Linked DNA regions of Homo sapiens: region 2 is linked to region 1. The links are chromatin contacts, found by Hi-C or POLR2A ChIA-PET in ENCODE. All regions are on one chromosome and are shown on one strand. Each heading gives the region's core, a stretch centred on a gene start or an enhancer-like site at or near the end of the contact. The rest is flanking DNA. Distances are from core to core; before and after follow the strand shown. Region 1 has its middle 140 kb from the start of LINC02533. Region 2 holds the start of KU-MEL-3 (a long non-coding RNA gene).

What was found. Hi-C counts contacts between places; a loop is a spot of excess contacts on that map. ChIA-PET counts read pairs that join two places held with the same protein, here RNA polymerase II (POLR2A). Pooled maps may share reads with other maps.
Region 2: a map of psoas muscle shows a loop between it and region 1 (3-fold over the local background). The contact joins the promoter of KU-MEL-3 here to the enhancer-like site in region 1. A Hi-C loop is called at or near these places in 16 of 168 maps with a recorded cell type or tissue (PC-9, Right ventricle myocardium inferior, aorta and 11 more) and 16 of 50 pooled maps. POLR2A ChIA-PET finds 5 or more read pairs at or near these places in 2 of 52 experiments (PC-9 and activated CD4-positive, alpha-beta T cell).

The regions. Positions count from the first base shown.
Region 1 is chr6:4,350,606-4,353,305 of GRCh38, reverse strand. No RefSeq gene overlaps it. Among named protein-coding and RNA genes, the nearest start is that of LINC02533, 140 kb to the left of the region's middle. Within about 2 kb of position 1,310, at least 27 of the 41 ENCODE cell types and tissues checked have a DNase peak (open chromatin) inside an H3K27ac peak, as active enhancers do; they include PC-9, ascending aorta, dorsolateral prefrontal cortex and 7 more, where a contact is called at or near this core.
Region 2 is chr6:4,609,270-4,611,969 of GRCh38, reverse strand. KU-MEL-3 (a long non-coding RNA gene) reads right to left here and starts at 1,405. Exons shown (of 2, transcript NR_122107.1): 1 at 1,158-1,405; 2 at 51-992.

The sequences.
Region 1 (2,700 bases), core at 61-2,560:
ATGGCGCCTGGTCACCACTCTGCCCTGGCTTCACTGGAGGTGTTTGCAGACCAGGGGCCTGGGGTGCTGGCCTCTGTCACCACCGCCTCTCCTGCTGCTGCCCACGGTGTCTCTCAGGTCTGTGGCTCACACAACCTACCTCATGGCCACTACTGGTATTTTTCAGCTGTGAACCCTAGTCCATTTCTGGTCTGAATTCCTTCTCTCTCCACTTGCAAGTTGACTTCGGCATCATGGCTGGTGTATAGTCTGCATCAGGAAGAGCTGTGCAGCTTAGACTGGCTCCCTTCAGCTAGGGTATTTCCAGAAGAGAGCTGTCCACTGAAGACTGTCCACTGGTGACATCTGCTGCAGCTAGGGGAAGAAACACTTCATTCCTGAAATGGGAGCTGGGAGGGAAAGCTTCAGCACGAGGGCACCTGTGGGCAGACGTCTCAAGAGCGTTGACATTATGGTCCTCGTCACATCCCGTGAAGATACAAATGGAATTTACAGTGATGTGAATTTAGACCTACAGTCCCACTCCTCTCTCTCAAGGGACAGTTCATGCATCTGAGGACTATGTGTCCAATGGGAGAACCTTCTCAGCCTTTCCTGTCTGCCTTTGTGTTCTCTTCCATCTCCTCACTCCCCATGGGCATTTCCACCGTAGACTGTCAGGGAAATCAAAAGCAGGGAAATGCAAACCAGTCCATAGCCAGCTCTGGCCAAAGCCTCACCTGGATGGGACATGGCAGTGGCAGCCTTGGCTCAATGGGTTTGGAGGAATTTCCAATGGCTTTCACTCCCGCAGCTGTCACATGGACAGTCGCAGTGTCTTCTCAGGGCGTCTTCCCAGCATGGCCACTACAGAATTGTAAAAAGCCTCTGGAAGCCCATGACTGCACCTCTGCGATCTCTCTCCCACCCTGCCCATAAACAGCCCAAAGGAGAATCCTCACATTCAGACAACATAAAATGTGCTTGAGTGGACACAGATTTCTCACTAATTCTCCGTGAAATCCATGTCACACTGCCACCTACTTCTTTCTCTATTACAGTAACACAGGAATGAGTCATAGTCTGGACGATCTTCTAGAACCCCCCGAGAGCTGCAAGAGCTGGGAAACAAGCCCAGGCAGCGCTGCCAGGCCTCTCGATATAACGCTGCTTTTGTGCCAGACCCACTGGGGGCTGTGCCTCTGCGACATTTCAGCTCTAGAAATGCTCCCTCTCCATTTCCAGCCGCCATCGCACACACGCAGATGCCTGAAATTCCCATGGCTAGTGACTCACGCCTCCTGGCTCGGCAGCAAGAGTCCTGAGCTCACTTCACTTTTGTTGAAAATGAAGAAGCCACTGGGAGGGGTGTTGCTTTAAGTCAGAGAGTGTCAGAGCTGGACGGGATCTTAACTGCAACCCTGTTCTGGGTGCTCGTCCAGCTGGGCACTGCCATCACAGCCCAGCCCGGGGAAGCCACAGGAGAAGCAGGGCTTTTTGGACTCTGCAGAGCAAAGTGTTCCTTACACTGGAATGTAGTATAAAGCAACACTTTTATAAACAAACAAGGATATGATGTGATGCAGAATGCTGAATCTGGGTGAATTCGTAAAATAGAGCGTGATATGTTGGCCACTACTGGACGGTTACTAGTTCCTGCACTCATTTACAGTGGCTGTGTGGCTGCTCTGTTGGGAAGTTTGGGAAAGCGCTGCTTAGACAACAGCAAGCTACCGTGTGACCCAACAATCCCACTTCTGGGTATACACCCCAAAGAATCAAACACGGGATCTGGAAGAGATATTTACACCCCCGTGTTAATGGCAGCATTATTCCCAACAGCCAAATGGTGGAAGAAATCCAAGTGTCTCTTAGTGATGAATGGATAAACAGAATGTGGTCATCTACACAATGAAATATTATTGAGCCTTGAAAAGGAAGGAAATTCTGACACACTGCAACATGGAGGAACATTATGCTCAGTGAAATCAGCCAGACACAAAAGGACAGATACTGTGTGATTCCACGTACATGCAGTACTAGAGTAGTCAAAATCATAACAACGGAAAGTAGCATGAGAAGGGCCAGGAGCTGCTGGGGAAGGAGGGGAAATGGGGAGTTGGTGTTTCATGCGGACAGAGTTTTCGTTTGGGGAGATGAAAAAGTCCTGAAGATGGATGTTGGTGATGGGTGCATAACATCCATCTAGTGGATACTGTGGCATCCAATACCACTTACTATTGTATGTCTTGTATCTTCCCCATGCACAAACTCCACCTCCTTCTCTGGACAGCTCCTGAGGGTTGGGTGATGCCTCATTCACTCTTACAGTGTAATTTTCCTAATGCCACTAAACTGTACCCCTAAAAATGACTAAAATGGCAAATGTTGTGTTACGTTAAAAGGGGAGGGCTGCATGTGAGAACACTAGTGAATTGCCAGATCACCTCATCCCACCCCTCCCTGTCCATTTCCAGGTGTTGGAAGCTGAGTTCAGAGAGCTGCTGTCATTTCCTGGGGTGCACGGCTGGTTAGTGCTGGAGCTGAGCCCAGGCTTCCTGACCTCTACGTCAGTGTTCTTTCCTTAAAAAAACCCATTGTTTATCATTTTTTTCCATGCTGATTGGAGAGATGGCAGTCAGATGAGGCAGATGTGGCTATGTCACTTGTGGCCACTCCTCTTTTCCAGTCCCGCTGCCACCACCCTTGTCCAGGTGTGCA
Region 2 (2,700 bases), core at 156-2,655, 260 kb before region 1:
ACTCAGCGCAACAACTTGCCCAGGAATCTGCTTCTGTGCTTGGAGAATAATCCCACTTTATAAACAATCCACTTTATTTAGCACAGGCCTTCAAGAAAACACCAGACACTGACATGATGAATTGCTCTCTTGGGAGCACGGGTGGGTGAGACTGGGGAGGAGGATGGGAAGTGAGAACTTGGTCCGTTTACCGGAAGACAGCAGCACACAGATCTGCTTGCACCCTGTACCTCATTGTCTAGGATAACAGGATTCCACAGCCTTGCCCTGATAGAAGCAACTCGGCAATTAATGGGTTGATGGCCCACAGTCCTTCCAAGGAAAACCCATGTTTGCTTGCTGCAGCCACGTGGACAACAGGCAGGCTCACCACAATGCCTGCAGGCCCTTCCTGGTCTCTCAATTTCACTCCTTCAACAAGCGTTTAGCAGATGCCTCCTCCTTATTACCTTCTGTATTAGGTGCTGGGGATACACTGGGAGAAGGTTCTTGTTCTTAAGGAACTTCTGATCCTACAGCAAGCCAGTGATGAGGGGAGAAGTGGTAGAATGGGGGGGATTCACAGCATGAGCACACAGAGGAGGGATACTCACTATGGGGCAGGGAGTGGAGGCTGGTGCTTAGTCGTCAGCATTCATTCTCTGGAACTCTGTGGACCCGTGCTTCTATATTTGCACATAGTAAGTTCTAATTTAACCATGAATTTTGGAAAAACCGTGATCATAGAGTTTCTTTCTCTGTCTTCCTTTCTCATCTCTTCCTCCTTTCTCTCTCCTTATGAACAGCGGTCTTTTCAAAGTTAGCCCATAGGATTGGGACCAAGCCTGAGATTCCAAACAGTGTTGGAGAGGGTGGAGTGTAGAGAAGCACCTGAGTCTCATGGTGAAGTTAGAGACAGGGACCCCGAGGCCTGGCATGATTGGAAGCAGGGCACAAAGATGAGTGTAGAGCAGAGGCCAGCGGGAGGGTAAGGAGCCTGGAGGTCAGGAGGCCTGCAGAGGGGAGAAGAGCAGAAACAGGGTCGGGAAGTGCCCCAACCCAGCAGTCCCTGCCTCCGCAAACAAGACTTGCTGGACACCAAGGCAGCCTCCTGACCTGACTTGCACACCAGTCACACACTTGCCTCCCAACAGGAATGACTAGACTCCGGAGCTCACCTGAGGCCTGCAGGTAGGAGCTGGAGAAGGATGAGGTCGGGGCGAGGAGTTCGCGGAAGCATTGGCAGGCCTGGACTCTCCTTTGCGCTGTTTCGTGGTTTATTTCCCAGCTCTAAACAAGGACGTCCTGCAAACTTCTGATGGGTTTGGTTTTGTGGTAACTTCTTAGAGAGCTCAGAGCATCAAGGAAGAACATTTCCTCAGGATGCTGAGGCGTGGACTGGCTTTCATCTCAATTTTCTTCAGCTGATTTCCTTCAATGTTGTTTTTCTCTTTTGAACAAAAGAATATGCTGTTTGTTCGGTCACATGGACTTGTGGTTACTCACCCGTGGAAGGAGGCCACCCCTCGAGACTCTGGCAAGAGCAGGGGAAATTCCTTTCAACACCAGCCCCGAGGAATTCTCATGATCCTGGTTTCCATTTTGGTCAAATTAAAGATGAAAGGACTCGATCCAGCACTGAGGAGGACGATAGTTTTGATTCTGAGGGAGACACAGCTAGATGAAAAACCAGGCTAACCTTTTATCTGGTATGAGAGTGGAGAGGCACATCCTGTGACAAATTGAGCATCCATTGTGTGAGGAATTCCTGCTTCAGGCCCCATCTCAGAAATCAAAGCCTTGTAGGTGAGGAGAAACAACCGTGAGGCGGCAGGTTTATTTATTTATTTTCCCACCAAAGTCTTAGATAACTTTACTGGGTGCCTGCCTTCTTTTTGGTTTTGTGTTTGCATAATTTTAGAAATGCCATTAGGAATAGCTGCTTTCCTAGAGAAAGTTTCCAGTTGGTAAAAACAGGACAAGCTGTTTTCGATAATCATGAACCTTTTCATTTGAAGGGTTCTTTTCCATACTCCTGACTCCCACCACCTCTGATATAGGTAATTCCATGAACTTTAGCACTTCTTGATTTGGTATTCTTTAAAAAATTTTAAATTGTGGCAATATACACATAACATAAAATTTAACATCATATCCAATTCTTTTATTTTTAAAAAGATTTATTTATTTATTTGAGATAGGGTGTCGCTCTGTTACCCAGACTGGAGTGGAGTGGTGTGATTACAGCTCACTGTGGCCTCAACCTCCTGGGTTCAAACAATCCTCTCACCTCAGCCTCCTGAGTAGCTGGGGCTACAGGCTCACGTCCCCACACTGTTTAATTTTTTAAATTTTTTGTAGAGATGGGATCTCACTATGTTGCCCAGTCTGGTTTCAAACTCCTGGCCTCAAGCAGTTCTCCTTCCTTGGTCTCTGAAAGTGTGGAGATTATAGGCATGAGCCCCTGTGCCTAACCTCCGGAAGTCTTTCCATCCTCCCGAACTGGAACTCTGTACACGTTAAATCCTAACTCCCCACTTCCCTAGCCCCACTCTGCAGTCCCTGGCATCCCCTTTCTACTCTCAGTCTCTACGAGTTTGACTAATCTAGGACCTTATATAGGTGGAATCAGCAATACTTGTCATTTTGTGACTGGCTTATTTCACTTAGCATAATGTCCTCATAGATTTGGCATTCTTTTACTTTGTCTTTAAAATACTA